2 separate regions of the Homo sapiens genome follow, and region 1 is linked to region 2. A link is an interaction called in ENCODE POLR2A ChIA-PET data of the cell type or tissue named here. Cell type or tissue: PC-9. All regions are shown on one strand.

What was found. ChIA-PET counts read pairs that join two places held together with the same protein. Peaks named below come from ENCODE experiments on the same cell type or tissue, not always from the same donor. Only the 100,000 strongest peaks of a DNase experiment are listed, where the experiment ranks them.
Region 1: POLR2A ChIA-PET joins it to region 2 with 25 read pairs; 4 of 35 experiments call an interaction of 5 or more read pairs at or near these places.

The regions. Positions count from the first base shown.
Region 1 is chr9:129,911,214-129,919,213 of GRCh38, reverse strand. FNBP1 (formin binding protein 1) reads left to right here. Exons shown (of 17, transcript NM_015033.3): 11 at 3,234-3,248. Among named protein-coding and RNA genes, the nearest start is that of MIR6855, 46 kb to the right of the region's middle. In PC-9, no CTCF peak of the experiment used is centred here; a DNase peak (open chromatin) is centred at 7,863; H3K27ac peaks cover 1,283 bases.
Region 2 is chr9:130,069,496-130,077,495 of GRCh38, reverse strand. GPR107 (G protein-coupled receptor 107) reads right to left here. Exons shown (of 18, transcript NM_020960.5): 2 at 1,747-1,860; 3 at 1,034-1,084; 4 at 118-197. Among named protein-coding and RNA genes, the nearest start is that of GPR107, 20 kb to the right of the region's middle. In PC-9, no CTCF peak of the experiment used is centred here; no DNase peak of the experiment used is centred here.

The DNA.
Region 1 (8,000 bases), 160 kb after region 2:
CATGAAGAGGACGATAGGGAAACCCACGTATGCCTTTGAGGCTAGGGACTATGTTGTAAGTTCACCTGTGATGGCCAGGTCATACAGTCATGGCACAGCCACTAACCCCATTCACAGCACCAAGACTGGGGACCCAGAGGCACTTGTTATGCTTCCACACTACGAAATGAAATTCTTAATTGAGAGAACTGGACACCAGGAAAAAAAAAAAAAAAGAAAAGCCTAATTGTATAAATTCAACCATACGGAACTTTATCCGAAAAGCTTGCATGAATAAAGGAAGCAAACTTTCTAATAACAGTGGTGAGCTGAGCTTGTTTTTTTGTTTTTTTTTTTGTTTTTCTCTTTTCATTCTAGTTCTGGTAAAATCTTTAAAGGGACTGTGACTGCCGTCTGAGATGTCATTGGGTATGACTTTACCGCAGAATTTCACGCATAAAACACAGCTGCAGTGCGTGGTCACGGGAGAGTGACGCTCTTACAGACGGCAGTGTAGCTCAGTCACCCATATCCATGTTTGTAACAAATGGATCCATAAGGGAGTTATGCCCTAAAGCTTGGAGAACAAACAAACAAATCAAGGAAGCGTGAGCGATCTCCTAGCACAGTAAAATGATTTTGCTTCTCTCTATATATATTTATTTTCACTGTCCCCTTTCTTTGTACTTGAGGTTAGTACTGTGACTGTCCAATAACACATGGACTCGCCTGGGCTGTGTTCCCCATGTGTTATTGACGCTTGTGGCTCCCACGGCTCTTTAACTGTCGCCTGAAACTGACAGCTTTTTAATTCTTCAGGTGTCTAGCAATGCACTTAATGAAATCTTCAAAATTATTATTTTAGCCAATGATTTCGCTTTCTAATTTTAAGAGAAATTCTAATTGGCTGGCTTACAACTTCAGACTGAAAACCAGTATATAATGATTAAAAAGAAATTCCACGTACTGTGATGGCACTTCTTGTATTAATAGATCATCCATCACAAATAAAGTCGAATTTGTCTGAGAATTTGGTATTTCCTATTCAATGGGGATTTCTGTTCAATCCTAATGACTCGTTTTTACTATGAAGTGTTAATAATCTTCCTATACAATATTTTGAGGTGAGAACTCTGTCTGTGGAATGCTTAAGAAAGAATATATAACTTTGCGTAAAGAAAGTAGCCGAGTAGAGAGCAAATAGTGTATCTAGTTGAAATGTTAGTTCTTTGAATTAGCAATGTTTAGACAATAATGTGTGAGAAAATATCTGTATATGATAGTGTGCCTTGTAGGAAAGATACTTGGAGTTTTCTGCTGTGCACCATAAGTCTTGTCTGTGCGTACAATGAATTCCAGTTGTGATAAGTAGATCTATGCTCAAGTTCACAGGCGGGCTGGAATCACTGTAGACTGCCCATGTCAGACAGTCAGGAATGTGACTGTATGTACCATTTTCCCCCTGCAAAAGTTTGTCTTTCTGGTTCTTTCCTTTAAAATCTCATGTTTCTATATAGGGACAATTTATTTAAAAGGTTATTTTTTATTTACAAGGAAGTGTCAACTTTGAATCAATCTTAAATTAAGAATTAGTTTTTTAGGCTGTGTGTGGTGGCTCACACCTGTAATCCCAGCACTTTGGAAGGCTGGGGTGGGTGGATCATTTGAGCTCAGGAGTTCGATATCAACCTGGGCAACATGGTGAAACCCCCATCTCTACCAAAAAATACAAAACTTAGCTGGACGTGGTGGCACGTACCTATAGTCCCAGCTACTCAGGAGGCTGAGGTGCGAGGATCATTTGAGCTCTAGAGGTTGAGGCTTCAGTGAGCTGGGATTGTGCCACCATGCAACCTGCCCTGTCTCCAAAAACAAAACCAAAAATCAGCAAATTGATAAGTAAATAAATACTTTAAAAAGAGCAGTCACAGCTGGGCACAGTAGCTCACACCTATAATCCCAGCACTTTGGGAGGCGGGCGGATCACGAGGTCAGGAGTTCAAGACCAGCCTGACCAACAAGGCGAAACCCCGTCTCTACTAAAAATACAAAACATTAGCTGGGCGTGGTGGCAGGCACCTGTAATCCCAGCTACTCAGGAGGCTGAAGCAGGAAAATCGCTTGAACCTGGGAGGCGGAGGTGGCAGTGAGCCGAGATTACGCCACTGCACTCCTGCCTGGGCGATAGTGTGAGACCCTGTCTCAAAAAAAAAAAGAGCAGTCACAGTGGATAATTCTCCAAATAACCCCTGTGGACAGGGCTGAGTTTCATAGAAAGCATCAGCAGACACCCTCCACGGAGCAAGGGGTGGCACACACTTCTCGGGTGGGAGAGAATGTTGGCCTCTAGCCTGGCTGCGAGAGGCATTCTGGGTCCTGCAGGTAGTTTCTTAGAGCAATGCTAGTCAGCCCTTTGTTACCAATTCACCAATTTCAGACTTTGCCTTCATGTCAATGTTTATATTTATTAGAGCTCCTTAAGATTAAAATATTACTTTCCTGTCATGGAAGTAATTGGTGTTCAGACTTGTTTTCGTCTGTATAAAACTTTCCATGGGAAATTTGGAGAACAAAAGGTTGTGTGATTATATTTTTTCTTTTTTTTTTGTTTTTTTTTTGAGATGGAGTTTCACTCTTGTTGCCCAGGCTGGAGTGCAATGCGCGACCTCAGCTCACTGCAACCTCCGTCTCCCAGGTTCAAGCGATTCTCCTGCCTCAGCCTCCTGAATAGCTGGGATTACAGGTGTGCACCACCACACCCGGCTAATACTGTATTTTTAGTAGAGACAGGGTTTCTCCGTGTTGGTCAGGCTGGTCTCGAGCTCCCGACCTCAGGTGATCCACCTGCCTTGGCCTCCCAAAGTGCTGGGATTACAGGTGTGAGCCACTGCACCCGGCCCTGTATTTTTTCTTTTATAGTCATTATGTGTCACTGACTATAAGCTTACTTTAATTTACATCTAGGCTGAGGTGGCCAGTACAGGCCTGTAACAGAAACCCTCCTTTTCTATCTGATCTTTGGCTCTGGCAATGTGGAGCCTAAGAAAAATGTTATTAGGGAGCAGCCCTTCTTGTGAACTTTTGCACAGATCTGCTACAAGTCATTTTTATAAATCAGCGGGTAGACGTGTGTGTTATTTTAATATGGCGGAACTGACCAAGTTCCTCTTCTTCTGATGTGTTGTTGTTTTTTTTTCTCTTTCTCTCTCTCTTTCTCTCTATTTTTCCCATACCTCTCCAATTTTTACATGAAGCTTTCTCTCAAGCTGGTAAGCACAATTGTTCCATGCATGTCCTGAGTCTAATCAGGTTTTCTGGCGTGTCTTTTATGAATGCTATGCCATGCACAACGTATCTTCAAAGTTAACTTGGTTTGTGTTTCTCTTACGTGTGCTTTTGTTGGTGTTTCCTTATTAGACTTCTTGGATACAAAGGTCCAGAATCTAATAGAGGTGATCTTAATCTTTTCAAGTTGCTAAGAAAATTAACATTTAACTCACGACTTGGTGTTATTCCTGGGGCCTTGAGAGGAGGACAAATGTTAAAGTGTCTATATAAATATTAACGTAAAGGCCGGGCGCAGTGGCTCACGCCTGTAATCCTAGCACTTTGGGAGGCCAAGGTGGGTGGATTGCCTGAGCTCAGGAGTTCGAGACCAACCCGGGCAACACGGTGAAACCCCATCTCTACAAAAAACCAAAAAATTAGCCGGGCGTGGCAGCGTGCGCCTGTAGTCCCAGCTACTTGGGAGGCTGAGGCAGAGAACTGCTTGAACCCGGGAGGTGAAGGGTGCAGTGAGCCGAGATTATACCACTGGACTTCCAGCCTGGGTGACAGAGCAAGACTCTGTCTCCAAATATATATATATGAACGTAAATATTAAATCTTGGGGGGTGTCTGTTGGATCATTTTGAATAAAAGTAAATTAATAGTTGAAAAATGTTGCTATTAGAGAACCATAGAAGTAGATGAAAAAATCTGGGAGCCTGGAGGAGCTGTGCAGGAATGATCCCAGCCAGCAGCTGCTACCCAGGTTTGAGGCCACCTGTGGGAATGGAAGACTGTGGAATCTTTATGGTGCGACGTAGATATGTTGGTGCCTTGTGCATAGCTGATTCAAGAGGCCACAAGATGATTTCATGGACAGTGAAAAGAGCCTCCTAAGCCTTTTTAGAATTATTCACTCAGTGTTTTGTGTCGTTTCTACTTAATTGTATATGCCTAGTCAACAGTCAAACTAATCATTAAATTTATTAAAAGTAACTAACATAACCTATAACTATACTTCAAATATGTATAATAGTTTCATAGTCTTCTCAAACTCCACAGCTAAGAATATCCTAAAATAATGGACAGTGATCAACTGTGACAGTTCTACTAGGAGTAAGATCAGCACTATAAGCACACTATTGATAACCTAGGATAGTATTTTATGGTGAGATATATATATATATATATATATATATATATATATATAGACATATGTATGTATATACATAATTTTTTCAACATGACTTAGTATTTGGTAATGGACCCAACCTTAAAGAAAAAGAGTATTTTATTAAATTAAATAAACATTTCTTAGGCTGTGAAATAAAATCCTGAGAAGAGTCTTTGATTAAGGTCTCTACATGAAGGAAAGAGATCTAGATACTTAAATGAACTACAAGTTCATCTGCAGTATGAACTTGGGAGAAACTGGATCTATTGACTAGGAGGCCTTCTCAGCTGCCAGGGTTTCCTTATTTCCCTTTATTCATTGTTTGTCTGGGTGCTAGGAGCAAAAGGTAATATTTTTAGGCAGTCTTTCTGTTTGAAATACAAATTATTTTACCAACTTGGTATTGAATTGTTGCTTTATATCATTACCTTGAAGGCAACAAAGAAGTGAAGCGCTGGCTGGGCACGGTGGTTTGTGCCTGGAATCCCAGTGCTTTGGAAGGCTGAGGCAGGAAGATTGCCTGAGCCCAGGAGCTCAAGGTTGCAGTGAGCTATCATTGCGCCACTGCACTCCAGCTTGGGTGACAGAGTGAGACCATGTCTGAAAAAAAAAAAAAAGACAAAAGAAAAAAGATGTGGGACCAGGTGTGGTGGCTCACGCCTGTAATCTCTGCACTTTGGGAGGTGGGGGCAGGCAGATCATTTGCGCCCAGGAGTTCTAGACCAGCCTGAGCAGCATGGTGAAACCTGACTCTACAAACAAATACAAAAATTAGCCAGGCATGGTGGTCTGTGCCTGTGGTCCCAGCTATACTGGAGGCTGAGGCAGAAGGATTGATTGAGCCCAGGAGGTTGAGGCTGCTCCAGCCTTGGGTGATAGAATGAAACCCTGTCTCAAAAAAAAAAACTATAAAACAAAACAAAAAACCCAAAATCTGAAAAAGTAGTATTACACGGAGCTTGTGCTATTTTGGGGTGGGGGGAAGCTGTCAACAAGCAAGGGTTTGATTTTTTTTTCTTTTAGGAGACAGAGTCTCGCTCTGTCCCCCAGGCTGGAGTGCAGTGGCGCGATCTCGGCTCACTGCAACCTCCACCTCCTGGGTTCAAGCGATTCTCATGCCTCAGCTTCTCGAGTAGCTGGGATTATAGGGGCGCGCCACCACACCCAGCTAATTTTTGTATTTTTAGTAGAGACGGGGTTTCACCATGCTGGCCAGGCTAATCTCGAGCTCCTGACCTCAGGTGATCCGCCCACCTCAGCCCCCCACAGTGCTGGGATTACATGCGTGAGCCACCAGGCCCGGCCAGGTTTGATTTTATTAGTACATAGAACAAGCTTCTCTTACAGAACTCCAGCCACTTAAAACATAGGTACATGTGTATGACCCTCTCTTCCCATACCAACTCCTCCTGTTATGGCCTGTCTTTGTTGTTTTCTTATCTATTTATAAGTTATCAGTACAATGTGTTTTACTGATAGATTTCTTTGCACCTGTTTATACACCTGCACAGAGGCTAAAGCTGTTGTCCAGTGTGGTAGCCACTACCATATGTAGCTATTGAGTTTTTTGTTTTTGTTTTTGTTTTGAGATGGAGTCTCGCTCTGTCACTGAGGATGGAGTGCAGTGGCATGATCCTGGCTCACTGCATCCTCCGCCTCCCGGGTTGAAGCGTTTCTCCTGATTCAGCCTCCCGAGTAGCTGGGATTACAGGCAACTGCCATCATGCCTAGCTAATTTTTGTAGAGACAGGGTTTCACCATGTTGGCCAGGCTGGTCTTGAACTGACCTCAGGTGATCCGCTCACCTCGGCCTCCCAAAGTGCTGGGATTACAGGTGTGAGCCACCACGCCCAACCGCTGTTGAGTTTTAATTAATTAAAATTAAATAAATTTTTAAAAATTCAGTTCCACAATTTCACCAGCCACATTTCAAATGCTTCACAGCCACACATGGCTTCTGTGTTGGAAAGAGCGGCCATAGAACATTGCCATCACTGTAGAAAGTTCTGTTGGACTCACAGCACATAGCAAGGCTCAGCACATATTAACGAGGTGAATGTTGACCACTTGCCAGATTTTGTGACTTTTTTTTTTTTTTTTTTTGAGATGGAGTTTTACTCATGTTGTCCAGGCTGGAGTGCGCAGTAGCGCAATCTCAGCTCACCACAACCTCCACCTCCCGGGTTCAAGCGATTTTCCTGCCTCAGCCTCCTGAGTAGCTGGGATTACAGACGGGCGCCACCACGCCTGGCTAATTTTGTATTTTTAGTAGAGACGGGGTTTTTCCATGTTGGTCAGGCTCGTCTCAAACTCCCGACCTCAGGTGATCCACCCGCCTCGGCCTCCCAAAGTGCCAAGATTACAGGCATGAGCTACCGCGCCTGGCCTAGATTTCCTGATTTCTGAAGCAGTGTATCTTAGCATTGTGTTTTGCTGTATTCCAGCTTTTAAAAAATTCTCAGTTCTGGAAAACATGCTCATTTGATAAAACTCAAACCGTTTTTCCTCTGCTGTTCCACTATGACAATCAACAGAGAAGATTTCTGTGACCAAATATGTGGAGGCTTCCGCTATATATCAAGCAGCAGACACTAGCTGGGTGTCCTTTAATTCAATTCCATTCTGATGCTATCTACCTGGAGATAGTGGCTGATCCTGGGGGTTGAGGGCTCAGTCCTGAAGGACTGCCCCCTCCTTCCCACCAGTCGCAAGTCCAGGCTTCCAGGACTTCTGATGGACTAGCTTCAAGTTGGGGTTCCCCTGACCCTCTCTTTGGGTTCAATTAATTTGCAGGAGCAGCTCACAGAACTCAGGGAAACACTTATATTTACTGGTTTGTTTTTGGGTTTTTTTTTTTTTTTTTGAGACAGAATCTCGCCCGTCGCCCAGGCTGGAGTGTAATGGCGTGATCTTGGCTCACCACAACCTCCGCCTCCCAGGTTCAAGCAATTCTCCTGCCTCAGCCTCTCAAGTAGCTGGAACTACAGGCGGGTGCTACCACACTCGGCTAATTTTTTGTGTCTTTAGTCGAGACAGAGTTTCTCTATGTTGGTCAGGCTGGTTTCGAGCTCCTGACCTTTTGATCTGCCTGCCTCAGCCTCCCAAAGTGCTGGGATTACAGGCGTGAGCCACTGCGCCTGGCCACCACATTTACTGGTTTATTACAAAGGATATTATTAAAAATACAGATGAAGAGATGCTTAGGGCAAGGTGTGGGGGAGGGGGCACAGAGCATCCATGCCCTCCCCGGGCAGCCACTCTCTAAGAATCTCCCCAAAAACCCTGTCCTCTTGGGCCTTTTATGAGACTTCATCAGATAGACATGATTGAAGCATGGACAACCATGTGGAAATGAGATTGGTCAGAAACTGCCTGATCGCATCCTAATAGATCAGGTAGTGACACCCAGCAGGGCCTGTCTGTGCAGATTCTTCTTGGCCTCCCTGTGCAGCCTTCCTTCCTTCAGGGTATGGGGCACGATCCTCATGAAGCCTCTTGAATGAGGATCATATGGCCACAATCAGAATCCTGCCTTGGGCAGGTGAAAGAAGGGCACGTGGAGGTCAGATAGAGAGATTCT
Region 2 (8,000 bases):
TCCAGCACTCAGCACGGTCTCTGGCACATGGCAGACACCCAAGGAATGTTAGCATACTACTAAATTCTCCCCGACTCTACTCTAGGACTGAACTGAAGGAACTTTAGAATTACTTACTCACTTCTGGAGATGTCTAGGATTAAAAGGGTGACAGAGACAGACTGTTTCTTTAAAATACAGTAATTCACATCTTCATCCTGAGAAAGGAAGAGCCAATTGTACATCATCTTATTCATTCACACTAGAACAAGAACAGAGTTTTCAGGAACATAGCAAATACGTGGCTCAAACTCCATTCAAAATAGTAAACCGGTGGGCGTGGTGGCTCACGCCTGTAATCCCAGCACTTTGGGAGGCCGAGGTGGGTGGATCGTGAGGTCAGGAGATCGAGACCATCCTGGCCAACATGGTGAAACCACGTCTCTACTAAAAATACAAAAATTAGCCAGGTGTGGTGGCGGGCACCTGCAGTCCCAGCTACTCAGGAGGATGAGGCAGAAGAATCACTTGAACGAGGGAGGCGGAGGTTGCAGTGAGCCAAGATCACACCATTGCACTCCAGCCTCGGCAACAAGAGTGAGACTCTGTCTCAAAAAAAAAAACAAAAAACAAAAGTAAACCAACTGTGGGTTCTCAAAAATGCTTGGAAGTCAAAGCAGCCACTACCTCAAGAAATGGCGCTGTGGCCAGGCGTGGTGCTCACGCCTGCAGTCCTAGCACTCTGGGAGGCCACAGTGGGTGGATCCCTTGAGTCCAGGAGTTTGAGACATGGCCAACAAAATGTGAAACCCTGTCTCTACTAAAAATACAAAAATTAGGCAGGCGTGGTGGCACACGCTGGTAGTCCCAGCTACTCAGGGGACTGAGGCGGGAGGATCGCTTAAGCCTGGGAGGTCAAGGTTGCAGTGAGCTATGATTGTGCCACCGTACTCCAAAAAAAAAATGAAAATGGAACTGCAAGAAGTAGGGTGTTCCCGTTCAATGGCCTGGGCTCAGGTGAAGAGATGAATCAGGTCACACATTTAATACTCACCAGGTAAGAAGAAAAGCCATCATTCTTTGTACGGTCTAGGCTAAATCCAATCTAATGGGGAGTAAAAACAGTAGAAGTAAATATCTACACAATTGTCCATACTTTTCTTACTCAAAAAGCAGAAAAAGTGGTACTTCTAACGTGGTCTCCTCTGTTTTCTTAGCATTCATTTTGTAAGAAGGCAAAGTAAAATCACTCAAGCAAAGTCACTAATTACTAGAATTATTACAGAATTACATTTTAAGTGTTAAAAGTGAAATTATTTGATGCCTGATATATAATTTGCTACTCACATGCTTAATTATCTCCATATTCTGGTATTTTATATTTAAGCATTGGGGTTGGAAGGTGACTCTCACCTAAGCTAAAAGAGTAAACCCCTGGGCTGGGCGCAGTGGCTCACACCTGTAATCCCAGCACTTTGGGAGGCCAAGGCGGGTGGATCACGAGGTCAGGAATTCAAGACCAGCCTGGCCAAGTTGGTGAAACCCCGTCTCTACTAAAAATACAAAAATTAGACGGTCATGGTGGTGGGTGCCTGTAATCCCAGCTACTCGGGAGGCTGAGGCAGAGAACTGCTTGAACCCGGGAGGTGGAGGTTGCAGTGAGCTGAGATTGCGCCACCGCACTCCAGCCTGGGTGACAGAGCAAGACTCCATCTCAAAAAAAAAAAAAAAAGAGTAAACCCCTGGATCTCATTAAAAGGTACTTACAGTCACATCCTTGTCTTCAGGCTCATTCAGTGAGAGGCTACTGACATTCACCACCATGTACCCATCCTTGAAGAAGCCAAAGGTGTTCAGATGAACTTTATGCCTCACATCATCCTAAAGAGATTTGTAGTGGTGGAATTAGTCATATGGAAAAGTGCTTTTGATTATTTAACCTATTCATTTGCTTTAAAAAGTATGATATCAGGCTGGGCACGGTGGCTCAAGCCTGTAATCCCACCACTTTGGGAGACTGAGGCGGGTGGATCACCTGAGGTCAGGAGTTTGAGACCACACTGGCCAACATGGCGAAACCCTGTCTCTACTAAAAATACAAAAAGTTAGCCGGGCATGGTGGCGGGCACCTGTAATCCCAGCTACTTGGGAAGCTGAGCCAGCAGAATTGCTTGAACCTGGGAGGTGGAGGTTGCAGTGAGCCGAGATCATGCCACTGCACTCTAGCTTGGGTGACGGAGCAAGACTCTGTCTCAAAAAAAAAAAAAAAAAAAAAGGTAAAAGAAAAGAAGAGAAAAACTATGATATCTTATTTCTTGCTAGCCAGCCAATGTTTCCATATGCTCAGTAACATACACAGCTGTGGTAACATGTCTTTCTCCAAAAGCTGAAGACAACTCATCGGAAATCCAAAAGATATCAACAGTTTCTGCAGAAGGAAGTATTCAATGGATTCAAATTCACTCCAATGCATTGGTATGGGTTCTAGGGGCAAACTCAGTGGTTGGCTGAAATGTGAATTCCAGGGCAGGAGGAACCATGTTATCGTCATCCCCACATCCTTCCTGATAGTACAATGCCTGGCATCTAGTAGGCACTCAAAACATGCTGGGGGGTGGGGAGGAAGAAAAGGAGCGGCTGAAGCTGTTCCAAGAATACACTCATTTATATAAATCCTCTTATCAATTTGTGTGTACCTGGCTCCTCCCATTGGCAGGATAAAGAATGAAGCTAAGCTATAAGTCAATTATTTAAAAAGGTGAATTTTCACCTAAAAGTGATACAGTAGATGATGGGTTTTCAGGGAACAAAGCCTTATGCAAGAGGAATCCCAGGAATAGGAATTAGCGACATGGAGACAGAGTCTTTTGGATACAAGATAATCCTAAGGTTTGGTGAGACTGAATCACATGGGCAGACGCCTACCCCACCTGCTTGATGCTGTCTCAACATCCTGACTCCAATCTCAACTAAGTCAGTACACTGCAGGGCCAACAGAGCAATGGTGTCAGTGAACACTTCTAAAACTGGGCTTCCACAAACACACTTTATGTTGTGTAACAATTTTTATATTGAGATTTGGCTAAATTGCAACACCTTCCGTAAGTCTGCAATTTGATTCTTGGTGTGAAGGGTAACTTTTTATTTCTAGATTTGGGGTTTCCTGGACATCCCGGGTAGTCTAATGGCAAACACCAAAGGCCTGTGAGGACAGGCTGTGGAGCAGATCTTTGGCAGAAACAGCATAAACTAAATCCCCTCCTCTCCCCCACAGAACTACACCACACTGCACTATCACTAGCAGGATTTTCTTTCCTGCCCACTCTTGCATTCATAGCTTTTTGACAGCCCTAGATTATGGGCTGAGAAGCAGAGGGACACAGTTCCAACTCACCTCCCTGCTCAGGCCTAAGGCTATGGTCCCTGTTTCCCCTCAACATCTGTTAAAAACCCAGGACTCGGCCGGGCGTGGTGGCTCACGCCTGTAATCCCAGCACTTTGGGAGGCCGAGGCAGGAGGATCACTTGGGGTCAGGAGTTCGAGACCAGCCTGGCCAAAATGGGAAACCCTGTCTCTACTAAAAATACAAAAAAATTAGCCGGGCATTGTGGCACATGCCTGTAATCCCAGCTACTTGGGAGGCTGAGGCAGGAGAATCACTTGAACCCGGGAAGCAGAGGTTGCAGTGAGCCGAGATCGTGCCATGGCACTCCAGCCTGGGTGACACAGTGAGACTCTGTCTCAAAAACAACAACAACAAACAAACAAAACAAACAAAAAACCCAGGCCTCTGGGCTTCAAGTTTCTGCAACGTCACAGGGAAGCCCTGGCTTCCCTGTTCTTTCCCCAATGGAGTTTCAGCTCCTTCTTCCCTTTTTTGGGCCCCTGGGAATTTCCCTTATTTTCTTAGGAGCTTGGCTATGTGGTGAAAACATGTTTGCTGGATTTCCACTTCCTGGTGGGCTGGAGTGGCTTGCAGCAAACCAACATTCTCACAGAGAACAATTAGAAAAGCCAGATAAGATAACAGAGGTCATCTCCTGGAATCTACAAGAGTGGGTCAATGGTAAAAGCCAGAAAAGCTAAGGCTCCCAGCCTTTCTTGGAATTCTCTGAGAGAATTAAACCCACGGAAAATGTCTTCAGTATCTATTTTCTCAATTCTCTCAAGGACAGTATATGATGACTACCCTCCTAGAGGCACAGGAGACATTAACTCAACTACATAAATGGATGCCTTAGCACATTAGGGCTTCATTCTCTGGCAGAATCCTCAGTGGAGCAGGACTGCAGAGGGAGAGGATGAGGGAAAATGAACACACAATTTCTGCCACATAAAACAACGTATATGAATCACAGCCATATTCATGTAAAACAAACTGGAATGCAGGGGGAAATCATCTGTGGTGACGGAGGTGAAGACAGTGACCACTCTCAGGAGAAAGGGGCTTTCCTGGGACTTGAGGGAAGGTGAGGCTTAGGGTGCTTCTGGAGGGGCTTGGTAATGGTTCTGCCTCATTTCCTGCGGGCTGCATGAGTGTGTCTACGTTCTGGAAATGCGCTGAGTTGTTTGCTTATAATGAGTAATTTTTAGCCATGTATATTACATTTCAATAAAGTTTTAATTTTAAAAGTATGTCTTTTCTAATTGGTCCAGCATGAAGCTGCTTTGCAGCAGAATGGAAACCTGCTAGGCTTTCATTTATACTTAGGCCACCACAATACAGGTTTTCTTGTTGTTTTGTTTTTTTTTTCCAGAAAATGTTTCGATTGCAACCTGATAGCAGTTCCCCCCCCAACATAAATAGTACATTCCTTTTTTTTAAACCTTTGCATCATCATTTCATTTGATGATACAATGCCATGAAAAACAGGTTTTTGAAGACTATTTTAAACAATAAAAACAGCATCGGCTGGGCACGATGGCTCATGGCAGTAATCCCAGCACTTTGGGAGGCCAAAGCAGGCAGATCACCTGAGGTCAAGAGTTCGAGATCAAGGCCGGGCGCGGTGGCTCACACCTGTAATCCCGGCACTTTGGGAGGCCGAGGCAGGCAGATCACAAGGTCAGGAGATTGAGACCATCCTGGCTAACACGGTGAAACCTCATCTGTACTAAAAACACAAAAAATTAGCTGGGCGAGGTGGCACGCGCCTGTAGTCCCAGCTACTCGGGAGGCTGAGGCAGGAGAATGGCGTGAACCCCAGGGGGCGGAGCCTGCAGTGAGCCGAGATCACGCCACTGCACTCCAGCCTGGGCGACAGCGAGACTCCATCTCAAAAAAAAAAAAAAATTAAATAAATAAAAAAATAAATAAATAGAAAGAGTTCAAGATCAGCCTGGCCAACATGGTGAAACCCCATATCTACTAAATACAAAAATTAGCCAGGTGTGGTGGTGTGTGCCTGTAATCCCAGCTACTTGGTAGGCTGAGGCAGAAGTGCTTGAACCGAGGAGGCAGAGGCTGCAGGGAGCCGGGTTGTACCACTGCACTCCAGTCTGGGAAACAGAGCAAGACTGTCTCAAAAATAATAATAATAAGGCTGGATTACGCCTGTAATCCCAGCACTTTGGGAGGCCGCGGCGGACGGATCACCTGAGGTCAGGAGTTTGAGACCAGCCTGGCCAACATGGTGAAACCCCGTCTCTACTAAAAGTACAAAAATAAGCCAGGCTTGCTGGCAGGCATCTGTTAATCCCAGCTACTTGGGAGGCTGAGGCAGGAGAATCGCCTGAACCTGGGAGGCAGAGGTTGCAGTAAGCGGAGATTGCACCATTGCACTCCAGCCTGGGGGACAAGAGCAAGACTTTATCGCAAAAAACAAAACAAAACAAAAATAGTAATAATAATAATAATGATAATAACAACAGCATCACAACTCCCAGTTTTCAGAGTCTTCCAAGAACTAGGTTATGTGCCAAGGGCTTTACCTATGATTTCTGACCCTCGCTCAGCTCAGTGTGGTTAAGAGAAGCAGCCCCACGGTAGCGATGAAGACACCAGTTCAGAGGAGAAATGACTACCTGAGGCCAAGCAGACTATAGCTAATAAAGCTGGGGCTTCAAACTAGATCTGATATGAGAGCCATTTTCACATTATCATTTCCTAACAAGGGAAAGTAATCATGATACAACATTAAATGTAAAAAGCTATATTCAGTAACATTTGATAGAAAAAAAAAGGGTGAGGGGCCAGGCGAGGTGGCTCTCGCCTATAATCCCAACATTTTGGGAGACTGAGGCAGGCAGACTGCTTGAGCCCAGGAGTTTGAAACCACCCTAGGCAACAGAGAAACCCCATCTCTAGCAAAAAAAAAAAAAAAAATTAGCCAGTTGTGGTGGCATCCTAGCTATTCAGGAGGCTGAAGTGGGACGATTGCTTTAGCCCAGGATGTCGAGGCTGCAGTGGGCTGGGACTGCATCACTGCACTCCAGCCTGCGCCACAGAGTGTGACTCTGTCTCAAAAAAAAAAAAAAAAAAGAAAAAAAAAAAGTTAGGACTGGGCCTGGTGACTCTCATCTATAATCCCAACACTTTGGGAGGCTGAGGTGGGAGGGTCACTTGAGGACAGGAGTTCAAGACCAGCCTGGGCAACACAGAAAGACCCCCACCTCTACAAAACATTTTAAAATTTGGCCAGGCGTGGTGGCATGCAACTGTAGCCACAGCTACTGGGGATGCTGAGATGGAGGATCCCCTGAGCCCAGATGTTTGAGGCTACTGTGAGCTATGATTACACCACTGCACTCCAGCCTGGGAGACAAAGCAAGGCTATCTCCAAAAAAAAGAAAAAAAGAAAAAAAAATTGTTACCCACAATCCCACTGGCACTGACTTTTTTATACTTTCGTGAATTTCTTTCAAGTCTTTCATAAATAAGGGCAAATATATATCCTTTCAACTTTTTCTTTTTGGCTAGGCGCGGTGGCTCACGCCTGTAATCCCAGCACTTTGGGGGGTCAAGGCAGGTGGTTCACCTGAGGTCTGGAGTTTGAGGCCCTCCTGGCCAACATGGCGAAACCTCATCTCTACAAAAAATACAAAAAGTAGCCAAGCATGGTGACACATGCCTGTAATCCCAGCTACGTGGGAGGCTGAGGCAGGAGAATAACTTGAACCTGGGAGGCGGAGCTTATAGTGAGCCGAGATCACGCCACCGCACTCTAGCTTGGGCGAAAGAGCGAGACTCTGTCTCAAAATAAATAATAAATAAATAGCCAGGAGTAATAGCAGGTGCCTGTGATGCTAGCTACTCAGGAGGCTAATGCAGAAGGATCACTTGAGCCCCGTATTTTAAGGCCGGCCTGGGCAACATGGTGAAAACCCATCTCTACCAAAAAAAAAAAAAAAAAATTAGCCGGGTGTGGTGGTGCAAGCCTATGGTCCCAGCTACTCAAGAGGCTGAGGTGGGAGGACAGTTTGGGCCCACGAGGCCAAATGAGCCAAGATCATGCCACTGCACTCCAGCCTGGGCAACAGAGCAAGACCCTGTCTCAAAAAAATTTAAAAAAAAAAAAAAAAAAAAAAAAAAAGAGGCCAGGCACGGTGGCTTATGCCTGTAATCTCAGCACGATGGGAGGCCAAGGTGGGCAGATACCCTTAGGTCAGTTTGAGACCAGCCTGGCCAACATGATGAAACCCCATCTCTACTAAAAATACAAAAATTTGCCGGGTGTGGTGGTGCATGCCTGTAGTCCCAGCTACTAGAGAAGCTGAGGCAAGAGAATCGCTTGAACCCGGGAGGCAGAGTTTTCAGTGAGCTGAGATCGTGCCACTGCACTCCAGCATGGGTGACAGAGTGAGACTCTGTCTCAAAAAATAAATAAAATAAAAAGAAAGAAAGTACTGTTGCCAATAATATCTGTAGGACCTTCACCTAACCTGTTCCCCACCTCCATTTTAAGCTATCGTGTCATGTCAAATAAGATATGTATGGAAGTGACTTCGTAAACTATACCTCACTATAAAAGTCATAGAGGCATAGATATCTTGAGACTGAAGAAAGTACAAGCGAGGAGGAT